2 separate regions of the Homo sapiens genome follow, and region 1 is linked to region 2. Evidence: chromatin contacts called from ENCODE Hi-C or POLR2A ChIA-PET data. All regions are on one chromosome and are shown on one strand. The core of a region is the stretch at or near the end of the contact, and the rest is flanking DNA. Distances in the headings are between cores, read along the strand shown.

Region 1 (5,875 bases), core at 1,640-4,139, 1.0 Mb after region 2:
TTCGCAGGACTAACAAATTAGCCACAAGATTATAAATTATGGTTTAGGAGTCATGCAGCTGGAGGCTGCAAGATTCTAAACCTCCCCCAATTGCTCCTCAGGATAACATCACTATTGTAAAACCGAAGATCAGTTCTTGAGATATTTTGCAGCCCCTGTACTCTATGGATCAGCTAGCACCACCCATAACGATAAACTGGCTCATCTGGTCTTGTGGCCCCCATCCAGAAATTAAGCCAACACAAGAGGACAGCTTCGACTCCCTCTGATTTCATCTCCGACCCGACTAATCAACTTTCCCAACTCACTGGTCCCCTACCCACCAAATTATCCTTAAAAACTGCAATCCACTTGGGGAGACTGATTTGAATAATAATAAAACGGGTCTCCCACACAGCCGGCTTTGCATGCCCGTCTTGATAAATGGTTCTGTCTAGGCAGTGGGCAAGCTGAACTCATTGGGTGGTTACACATTTTCAAATTTTCAGAGCTTTCCTTAGACTAAAACTTTACCATCAGTCCTAAGGTAGTATGATCCATGCTACAAAACTCGCCATAAAACCTTACTATGTAACACTGCTATAGAAATCTATAAAGTGTTTCCTTCGTAGGAGGGCCGTAGGCAGCCATGGCGCCCAGCAGGAATGGCATGATGTTGAAGCCCCACTTCCACAAGGACTGGCAGCAGCGTGTGGCCACGTGGTTCAACCAGAAGATCCGCAGAATCAAGGCCCGGCAAGCCAAAGGGCGCTGCATCGCCCCGCGCCCGGAGAGTCGGGACCCATCTGGCCCATTGTGCTGTGCCCTGCTGTGCGTTATCACATCAAGGTGCGCGCCGGCAGAGGCTTCAGCCTGGAGCTCAGGGTGGCGGGCATTCACAAGAAGGTGACCCGGACCACTGGCATCTCTGTGGATCCGAGGAGGCAGAACAAGTCCACCGATTCCCTGCAGGCCAATGTGCAGCGTCTGAATGAGTATTGCTCCAAACTCATCCTCTTCCCCAGAAAGCCCTCGGCCCCCAAGAAGGGAGACAGTTCTGCTGAAGAACAGAAATTGGCCACCCAGCTGACAGGACCGGTCATGCCCATCAAGAATGTAAGGAGAAAGCCCGAGTCATCACTGAGAAGTAGAGGAATTGCAAAGCTTTCGCTAGTCTCCGCATGGCCGGTGCCAATGCTTGGCGGCAATGCTCGGCTCTTCGGCATATGGGCAAAAAGAGCCAAGGAAGCTGAAAAACAGGATGTGTGAAAGCAAAAATAAAGCCCTCTTGGGGACTTGTAATAAATACGTTTTAAAAGAAATCTATAAAGTTTAAACTGATTCTTCCTCTGACAGAGAAAGGCAGTTTCTTAACAGATAGAAAACACGTGAAACTGGTGGTCGGTCACTTCCCAATAAGATCTCAGGAGTGGGGAGAAATAACACAAGATTTAGGAACTATGCCAACGTTTACGACCCCAGGTCTAGAGGTCAAGCCGTGCACTTGGTCTCTCAAGTCGCCTGCTTGGCCCTCTTCCAAGTGTACTTTCCTTCATTAGTGCTCTAAATATTTTCAATAATTTTTCACCCCTGCTCTAAGACTTGCCTCGGTCTCTCCTTCGGCATTATGCTCCTCAATCGAATTCTTTCCTTCTCCTGAGGAGGCAAGAATTAATGTTGCTGCAGACTCCTTACAGATAACTGCCACCGCTAATATGTTGAGATGTTCACACATGCATGTGTGAGGCCCTTCAAAATGTGAGCTGCGGTTAGAATTGGGAAGAGAAGGGAGTGGGGATATGTATCTTTGTTTTCTGATTGCCTTCCATATCTTTTAAAACTAGCTAAGTGCTGCTTCAAGTCAGCCAGATACGAAGGCTTCAATTTATTTAACACAATAAAGAACTTCTATTTGGATCCAAAGCTTACATTATGCTTTAATAAAAGTTACCCTAATAAAGTCAGAAACAATAACAATGAGTCAAAGAAATGCATACAAAGTAGGCCAGGCGTGGTGGCTCACGCCTGGAATCCCGGCACTTTAGGAGGCAGAGGCGGGTGGATCGTGGATCACTTGAGTTCAGGAGTTCGAGACCAGCCTGGCCAACATGGTGAAACCCCCGTTTCCACTAAAAAAAAAAAAATTAGCCGGGCATGGTGGTGCATCATGCCTGTAATTCCAGCTACTCGGGAGGCTAAGGCAGGAGAATCACTTGCATCTGGGAGGCACAGCTTGCACGTGAACCGAGATGGTGCCATTGCACTCTGCACTCCAGCCTGGGAGACAGAGTGAGACTCTTGTCTCCAAAAAAAAAAAAAAAAAAAGCCTACAAAAAGCTTACAAAGTCTAAAATCGGACGAACAAGAGGACACCTGATGGGGGAAAAGAAAAGAGATTGCGATGGGAAGAGAGTGGTGGGGAAATCCGTGGGACAGTTTTCCTATTTTCTGGGTCTGTCCCTTGACCAAGGAACAGCTCAAAAAAGAAAGGATCTAAAATAAATTGTAAAAAATTACCTGTGGTTTCGCATTTGTTTTCTGTCTTTTTCTTTCTTGCTTGATCTTCGATAATACTGGGAAATGTAACCAATGTGATTGGGCTTGTTAATTTGGTGCCTTGCTTGTTTTTCGGGTTTTGGAATTCTGCCAGTCTGTGCTTCCGCGGCCTCTTTCATTTTGTCTTTCATCTCTTGACACAGCCACCCAGGGTGGTGTCAAAGCCTTAGAGCAGAAATGCATCAATATTGAAAGCAAAACGGAGCTTGTTTTCCTTGGTTTCCATGTGAATTTGAAGAATTGAGAGAGAATGAAAGTGCCACAAAAACAAAAGAAAAAAAATTGAGGCGAGTCGTGGACATGATAGACATGATTTTGCAAACAAGGCACATCTAGGAGAAAAGGCGGGAGAAAAATGAAGCTGGAGGTGCCGGGGATTGAACCCGGGGCCTCGTGCATGCTAAGCACGCGCTCTACCACTGAGCTACACCCCCCAACGCTCAACGTGGGCCAAAATATTTCTATGACCTGTTACTATTATCGGTCGTGCCAAGAAGCATATTTTGTCGAACTTAATTTTGAATTCGCTATACTGGATATTGTTTCCTGACTGCGCTGAGAGAAGGAAAACTGAATGTTATATCGAAAGTCCCGTGCTGGGCCTGGGATCTCCCGCTGCAGGTCACCCTCTCGGACGGCCGCTCGACAACCACCTATCGGGGTTTATAAGGGAGCCGTCCTGCCTGGCCGCCCCCCAGAGAAAGGTCTGTGATGGGGTGATTCTGCTTGGAAAGGTTGCCAGGAAACCGCGAGCATAACGCAGAAAGATAAAACGAAAGCCCTAAACGCCGCCGTGGGAATTTAAGTCCAAGGGGCAGAGAAAACAGGAGGGGAATTGCAGATCGGCTTGTCCCGGTCGTAGTTACTGCCCCTGCAGGTTCCCGCGCCCAGCCTCGGGATGGAGAACCTGGCACGCTACGTTTCGCGGGCTCTGAGACTCGGGTGGTGAGAGTCGCCGAGATGCGCACTGGGAAGAGAAAAGAGCCAGGACGCACCTGCATTTATGGCGCCATCGCCCGGGCGGAATCCTCCACGGAATAAAAAGTATGCAGAAGCAAGGCGATTTATGACTGCATAAACCCTCCGTGCTCCTGGAGAGTTCTTAGACCTCTCCACTCCTTGGCACAACTGACCTCTCCACTCTTCGACAAACTGGCAAGCGCTTGCCGCCGTTCGCCAAACCTTGGTACGACAGTCAATCCAGAAATGAGCTTCTGGAACAAATCCTAAATCCTTTTTTGTCTGTCTTCTTCTGATTCGCTCTCATCCTTAAGGGACCTGTTTCTCCTTCAAAACCTGAAAACATCTAACCTATAGTACCAACCCCAGATCCAGGCCTGGCCTTCCTGACCAGTCAAAGCCAGTTGGACTGTGCGCCTAGAAGTGGACAGACATGCGAAATGCCATACTGTATACGTACAATGCATAGGCCAAAGGCGACCCTATGACCCAGAGATTAGAAAGACTCGGACGTCTTTTGACTGGGTTCAGGTCACACTACTCCCAAAATACGACACCTCGGCATTTGAGAAAACAGCAGAAGCAGAAACGTTTTTCTCTGGGCCCTTGTTCCGTGAAGCGGGCCATGAAAGCTACCTGATCTTCCAATTAAAGTAGGTGATAAGACCGTCAATTCAGAGGGGAGAAAATGTACTTGGAGGAAATAAACGAAGACACAGAGATGCCAAAGAGAACCTGAATAAACAGGCTTTGCTAAGTTCACCCCAGTTTATAACCATTAGATCATACCCCCTTTTATCCAATTATACTGCTATGGGACTATCCACTTCATCAAACCTAAGCATAAAAATATAGGAAGTCCTCACTTATTGTCAGTTGGTTTTTGGAAACTATTACTTTAAGCAAAATAAAACTAATTCTACCATAGACTAGACTAATTGATTTAAGAGTTAATTTTCTTGGCAAATGTCTGATCACAAAAACACCAAATTTCTAAATAAGGACTCCAAACACTTCTAACACTAAATATTGAAAAAAATATGAGCTGCACCTCAAGTTAAGATCAGCAAAAACGACATGATTGATTTATTTTTGGTGAATCAGTGACTGCAATTCTAGTGGTGGCAGGTTATATCAAGGAATAAATGTTTGTGAAATAGCAGTTGTAAGGAGCAACTCCTACTAACACACAATTCGTAAAACATTGTGTCCGGAATTGGCGGGTTCTTGATCTCACTGATTTCAAGAAAGCCACAAGTCCTCCGGATGAGTGTTACAATCGTTAGATGCGGTGTAGCCAGAGTTCATTCCCTCTGACGTTCGGATGTGTTATAGAGTTTCTTCCTTCTGGTGGTTTGGTCTTCTACTGGCTCAGGAGTGAAACTGCAAACCTTGGCAGTCAGTGTTACATCTTCTAAGGCGGCGCCTCCGGAGTTGTTTGTTCTTGCCCGAGAATTCATGTTTTTCCTAACTTCAAAAGATAAGCTGCAGACCATCAACAAATTACAGCTCATAAACGTAGTGTAAACCCAAAGAACAATCAAGATCCATCGCAGAGAGCGAAAAATCACTTCCGCACCGTGGGAAAAAGCCCGAACACGTTGTCGCAGTTGGTTCCGGCAGCCTGCTTTTATTATCTTGTCTGGCCCCACCCACATCCTGCTGATTGGTCCATTTTACAGAGAACTGACTGGTCTGTTTTACAGAGAGCTGATTGGTCCATCTTCACAGAGTGCTCATTGGCGCGTTTACAATCCCTGAGCTAGACACAAAAGTTCTCCAAGTCCCCACCAGAGTAGCTAGATACAGAGTGTCCATTAGTGAATTCACAAACCCTGAGCTAGACACAGGGTGCTGATTGGTGTGTTTACAAACCTTGAGCTAGATACAGAGTGCCGATTGGTGTATTTACAATCCCTTCGCTAGACATAAAGGTTCTCCAAGTCCCCACCAGAGTAGCTAAATACAGAGTGTCCATTGGTGCATTCACAAACCCTGAGCTAGACACAGGGTGCCGATTGGTGTGTTTACAAACCTTGAGCTAGATACAGAGTGCCGATTGGTGTATTTATAATCCCTTAGGTAGACGTAAACGTTCTCCAAGTCCCTACCAGACTCAGGAGCCCAGCTGGCTTCACCCAGTGGATTTTCCACCGGTGCCGCAGGTGGAGCTGCCTGCCAGTCCCGTGCTTTGCGCCCGCACTTCTCAGCCGTTGGGTGGCCGATGGGATTGGGCGCCGTGGAGCAGGGGGCGGCGCTCGTCGGGGAGGCTCGGGCCGCGCAGGAGCCCATGGCGGGGAGGGGCGTCTCAGGCATGGCGGGCTGTAGGTCCCGAGCCTTACCCCGCGGGGAGACAGCTAAGGCCCGGCGAGAAGTCGAG
Region 2 (5,987 bases), core at 1,447-3,946:
CGAACTCTGAAAAATATTACTTAGCTAGCTTTCATGATTAAATGGTGGTTCTTGGGAGAAACAGAATCAATGGAATAATTTTATTATCAACTTCAATGATCATAACAGCATATTTTATTTAAAAACTTATTTTAATTTCAAAAATCTTACAGGCCTTCTATGGAGCTGTATCATTTACTCTATATTGAGAAACAATTATTGAAAATTTATACACATAAATAACACAGATGACATTTTAAAAGGGAACAAATGAATTAATTCATTGAAATCAGGATGGAGTCCTCAACATCAAATAATAAATTTTTTTAAACAATGTGATATTTATGATTTTTGTGATTGCTGTTTTATTCCAAGAAATACTAGTTGTATGTGATTGCAATCAAGACTTAAATCTAGGAAATAAAAATGTGTGAAGAGACTCAAAAATTAATGTATTTCAATGGACTGGAGATCCTGTAGAAATTCATTTTCATTAACATGTCTGTATGAGGAAAACAGTAGCTTATATAAGTTTAGGTGGAGAGGAATAGAAGGCCCTCTCTATAGCTAGGAGGACTTGGTGATCTGAGAAGGAAAGGAGTGATCTTGGTGAAAGAAAGGAAGCAGGAAAAACTGACAGGAACAGGAGTATATGACCATGATATAATAAAAAACCTGACTTACAATGTCCTTCATTCATACTGTTTTTAAATAACACGTTCTAAAGTAATCTCACACCCTAACCCCAACCCTTTCCCATCATTTATATAAACAGTCCATTATGACATGTATTCTTTGCCCAAGCCAACTTGAAGCTCCTTTTGGATAGAGACTTTATGTATCTGGATTAATATTGTATTCCCATTTAGGAGAGTGCCTGGCACACCATAGATGCTCAGAAAGATTCAATTGAACTCGAATAGGTAGGCCAAACACACACGGGGTCCTAAATTGTGCAGAAGGGTCAGATACCTAAATTTTGCTTCCATGGTCTTATGAAGTATAAACTAAAAGCCCAAGTAAGGAGCAAAGGTTAGTTTACCAATTTTATCTCTGGAACCCAGGTACACTGAAAAGTATTATTTAGCTAGCTTTCAGTCCTCTGTAATACAGAAAGTAAATATCTGACACTAGGTTCATTTGAAACACTCTTGCTCTGTCACACAAGCTGGACTGCAGTGGTGCAATCATAGCTCATTGCAGCCTCGAACTCCTGGGCTCAAGTGATCCTTCTGGTCTCAGCCTCCCGAGTAGCTAGGACTACAGGCTATGAGACGCCAGGCACGGTTAGTTATTTTACTTTTGTAAAGATCAGGCTGGCTTCGAACTCCAAGGCTCTAGCGGTCCTTCCGCCTCGGCTTCCCAAAGCGGTTCTGTTTACCGGATGGTGCCAAACAGTTCCAGGCTCTTGGTGCCCGGTAGAAATTGGACGACACACACACAGATAGCAAAGCAAAGCAGCAAAAGTTTAGTAAACAGAGTATTACACTCTCGGGGGTGGGAGAGAGCGGACTGACCTCTGCGAGGTGAGATCAGCGTCAGCTTGCTGTAGTTTGAGTCATTTTATGTGTGTGCGTGCGTGTGTGTATGTTTTCTGTTCCCAGTGCTGCCTAATCTATAGCCAGCATCTGCCCTTTTATTGATAGGTTTGTTGCTTACTTTGTCCTCTGTGGCTTGTGCCTCTATCTTATAATCTTAAATATATGCATGATATGTAGCCCATATGCATGAACCTTAAGTAGCTGATTATCATACGGGCTTTTGTTAAGGATACTTTTCCTCTCTAATACGCATGCCCATCTCTGAAGAGCTGCCTCTTAAACTGGTTTGTTCCAGATCTTGCCGGCCACGAGGTCCTTGCTCACATTATCTCTTTTGTTTCGGCTGCAAAAGGTTCACTGCTTGTTATCTCGCTTCTTGTTCACCCGCCCATCTACCTTACTTCTGCCCTTTGCTTTTACTTATTCTGCCCTCTAACTTTCAGCTCCCTTTGTTATTCTCTTGCCTCACTTTTCTTATTGTTTCAGCTGTATTGCAGGCGCGAGCTGCCGCGCCTAAATTTCTTGATGTACCGTAAACATTTCAATGTCTACTTTCTATCTCAAAACAATGTGGTGTAAAAGCCGTTTAGTTTTGCTTCATCTCCATACAGCATTCCAGTGCCATTGCAAAATGACTCGACTATCAGATAAAACTGAACACAGCTCTACTTGGTGAAAAAGTAGGTGGCTCTGAAAAGAACCTTTTTGGTTTGGACCGAGGTATGAGTAATGAACTGCTCCAGCCCCGCTACTTGCCCTTGGCCTTGTGGTGGCTCTCAGTTTTCTTAGGCAGCAGCACGGCCTGGATATTGGGCAGGACACCACCCTGGGCGATGGTCACTTTACCAAGCAGCTTGTTGAGCTCCTCGTCGTTGCGGATGGCCAGCTGCAAGTGGCGCGGGATGATGCGGGTCTTCTTGTTGTCGCGGGCCGCGTTGCCAGCCAGTTCCAGGATCTCGGCGGTTAGGTACTCCAACACCGCCGCCAGGTACACCGGCGCTCCGGCACCGACCCGCTCAGCGTAGTTGCCCTTGCGGAGCAGTCGGTGCACTCGGCCCACTGGGAACTGAAGACCCGCCCTTGAAGAACGGGTCTTAGCCTTGGCGCGAGCTTTGCCGCCCTGCTTGCCACGTCCCGACATGACGTAAAAAATTCAATCAGTAACGTTCCTGAGACTGACGTAACGCTAAAGCTCCGCTACTTATAGTCAACAGAGGCACGAAAACTAAGCTGTGCTATTGGCTAACATTACAGTTTCGCTTTAACCAATGGGATTGCGGTTTTGAAAAACACTTATTTTGATTGGACAAAGTTAATATACGTTTCCAGGACTCACCACTGGTTAAACGCACAACTTCATTCTCTACCCCACTTGCGTTAAGAAGCAGTGAATAAGCGGTAGGTTGACAGAGCTACCGTCTTCCTGTTTTTTTCCTCCAATTTTCCGGCAGTTACTCCCAGTCATGCCCGAGCCCTCAAAGTCCGCTCCTGCCCCGAAGAAAGGCTCCAAGAAGGCAGTGACAAAGGCCCAGAAGAAGGACGGCAAGAAGCGCAAGCGCAGCCGCAAGGAGAGCTACTCCGTGTACGTGTACAAGGTGCTGAAGCAGGTCCACCCCGACACCGGTATCTCGTCCAAGGCCATGGGCATCATGAACTCCTTCGTCAATGACATCTTCGAGCGCATCGCCGGCGAGGCTTCCCGCCTGGCGCATTACAACAAGCGCTCGACCATCACCTCCAGGGAGATCCAGACGGCCGTGCGCCTGCTGCTGCCAGGGGAGCTGGCCAAGCACGCGGTGTCGGAGGGCACCAAGGCCGTCACCAAGTACACCAGTTCCAAGTGAGCCCGCCCACCGCGGAACGTTCGGTCAGTCTCGGCCCACACCCCAAAGGCTCTTTTCAGAGCCACTCAGTCTTCCCAAAGAGAACTGGCACTCACTGTTCTTACAGCAGGTATTTCTTACTTGCTACAAAGACGATTTCCAAGATTCCTTTAGCCTTGTTAGAAACTAATTTTGGCTCAAGCCTCTAATCCCGGTTCGGGAAACCGAAGCGGGTGGCTCACCTGAGGTTAGAAGTTCGAGACGAGCCTAGCCAACATGGTGAAACCCGTCTCTACTAAAAGTACAAAAAAATAGCTGGGCGTGGTGGCGGACGCCTGTAATCCCAGCTACCCGGGAAGCTGAGGCAGGAGAATCGCTTGAACCCGGCAGATGGAGGTTGCAGTGAGCCGAGATCGGGCCATTGCACCCCAGCCTGGGCAGTAAGAGCGAAACTCTGTCTCAAAAAAGAAAGAAAAAGAAAAGAAATTAATTAGCACTGCAGTGTACTGCATGTTGCAGCAACGCTTGAGACAATTTTATATCTGAAGAAGGATGAGGTTTATCATCAGACAAACCTAGTAAAGGGAAAATTCAGTTCCTGTTGACCCCAAAGAAAATATAATACTTAAGTGTCACTGGTAAAATATCCACAGTGCTTCCGGCGCTCTGTCCCTAAACTTCATGTGTACTTTAGTAATGAAGCAGTTGGCACACACACAAACGTACAAATCGACTTGTTTGTTTTGAGAGTGGTGCTGTTTCTCCTCCCTTGTCCCCAGTTTGGATTTGCTAAATATTAAGATAGAAAGGCAGTAGAAAAAAGTTTGAACCCAGTTTACAGCACCGTACACGTCAATCGGGCTGAGTTGATGTCAATGGCCAATCCCGACACTGCGAGGGCAGTTTGAAACTTGGCCACCGTTTTCTCTGGTGAGTGTTCTAGTTGGGAAAATTCTTGGCAGTGCAGGTTTTTTGGAGGAATCTTGCTGTCTTACTCATTCCCATAATTCTCTTGTGTGGAATTCCTATTTATGAACATAGTTTCTATTCCCTACTTTTTCTGTTAGGGTCTGCTCCATGTTTTCTTGTCTGTGTCACTTGCGTTTACTGTATCTCTAGTAATTGGAAGAAATGTTAAAAGAAAAAAAAATAGAGGAGGAGAAGGGCTGTTCTCCATTGTTTTCCCCCACCCCCAACTCAGGAAATCAAAATGAGTGTCTTCATTTTAAACACTTAGGAGTGGCATATTTAAAAGTATTTTGGTCTTTGCCAAGAATCAGTGTGGGAACTCTTCCACATCAAATTGTATTTGCTGAAGGTTTTTGATAATATTTTTTATCCAGTAAGTGTACTCCAGTGACCCAACCATTCGATTCCTAGCTGTTTACATGAAAGAATATTTTGCACACATGCAACAGGAGACATATGAGAATGGAAAAAATGCCATTTTTAATAGATAAAAATACTAGAGGCAACTACATGTTCATGGTCAAAATAATGCATTTATTGAGGTACACACAGTACCTGGTTGAATTTTAGAAATGTAAGTCTCAGAAGGTTCATATATAATAACATTTTTTTTAAACTCAGAAGTAAAACCATGGCTGGGCATGGTGGCTCATGCCTGTAATCCTAGCACTTTGGGAGGCTGAGATGGGAGGTTTGCTTAAGCTCAGGAGTTCAAGACCAGCCTGGGCAGTATGGTGAGACCCTACCTCTTAAAATAAATAAATAAATAAATAAATAAATAAATAAATAAATAAATAAATAAAATGAAAATAAAACCAAATTATACATTGTTGAAGTGTATATAGAAGCGCTTATACAGAATAAGTATACACAAGTGCGTGATAATGAAAACTTTTAAGAGAGTTTTTAAAATACCTGGCACTGGCTATCTTAGCGATAAAGGCAAGACATGGGATGGGGAAAAACACAGAGGTAAATACAAGTTGTCGTCAATATTCCAGTTTTGGGTTAGATGTTTTATCATGGGTTTTGATATAATTTGATTTAAACTTTATTTTTATTTTTATTTTTTTGAGATAGAGTCTCACCGTTTCGCCCAGGCTGGAGTGCAATGGCGCGATCTCGGCTCATTACAACCCTCGCCTCCCAGGTTTAAGCAATTCTCCTGCCTCAGCCTCCCGAGTAGCTGGGTTTACAGGAGCCCGCCACCACACCCAGCTAATTTTTTGTATCTTTAGTAGAGATGGGGTTTCACCATGTTGGCCAGGCTGGTCTTGAACTCCTGACCTCATGATCCACCCTCCTCGGCCTCCCAAAGTGCTAGTATTACAGGCATGAGCCACCATGCCCAGCCTGATTTACACTTTAAATATATGTTACATGTATTAAACTTATGTATCAAATACTATACTGGAAAATATAATAGGAAAAAACCCCCTGTGTAAAAACAAGTTACAAGCATCACATAGTTTGTCATAAAGGAAAACTTACAGGTGAGAAACTCAAACTTAATAGTGTTCCTGTAAATATTATTCATTTTCTAAATATTATTCATTCCTTCTCCTCTCTTAAGGAAGAGAAAAAGAAGATTCACAGAGAGCATTAAGAAGGCCCATGGATTCAGAAAGCTCAAGATTTGGCTAAAATTAAGAGTCAGCAACCAATCTCCAGGTAC

Evidence for each region. Hi-C counts contacts between places; a loop is a spot of excess contacts on that map. ChIA-PET counts read pairs that join two places held with the same protein, here RNA polymerase II (POLR2A). Pooled maps may share reads with other maps.
Region 1: a map of naive thymus-derived CD4-positive, alpha-beta T cell shows a loop between it and region 2 (2.7-fold over the local background). The contact joins the promoter of LINC01623 here to the promoter of H2AC15 in region 2. A Hi-C loop is called at or near these places in 4 of 168 maps with a recorded cell type or tissue (OCI-LY7, Ramos and naive thymus-derived CD4-positive, alpha-beta T cell), 2 of 37 single-sample maps with no recorded cell type and 12 of 50 pooled maps. POLR2A ChIA-PET finds 5 or more read pairs at or near these places in 16 of 52 experiments (CD4-positive, alpha-beta T cell, CD4-positive, alpha-beta memory T cell, CD8-positive, alpha-beta T cell and 11 more).

The regions. Positions count from the first base shown.
Region 1 is chr6:28,860,788-28,866,662 of GRCh38, forward strand. It overlaps LINC01623 (long intergenic non-protein coding RNA 1623), which reads right to left and starts at 2,890. Exons shown (of 2, transcript NR_033379.1): 1 at 2,497-2,890; 2 at 1-1,228. It overlaps TRA-AGC2-2 (tRNA-Ala (anticodon AGC) 2-2), which reads right to left and starts at 2,969; the gene lies at 2,898-2,969. It also overlaps the pseudogene RPL13P. RefSeq lists an enhancer at 5,082-5,754.
Region 2 is chr6:27,835,679-27,841,665 of GRCh38, forward strand. H2AC15 (H2A clustered histone 15) reads right to left here and starts at 2,697. Exons shown (of 1, transcript NM_003510.3): 1 at 2,202-2,697. The coding sequence starts at 2,661. The coding sequence ends at 2,269. H2BC15 (H2B clustered histone 15) reads left to right here and starts at 2,891. Exons shown (of 1, transcript NM_003520.4): 1 at 2,891-3,432. The coding sequence starts at 2,984. The coding sequence ends at 3,364. RefSeq lists enhancers at 827-1,764, 1,853-1,942, 2,013-2,062, 2,333-2,442, 2,513-2,602 and 3 more.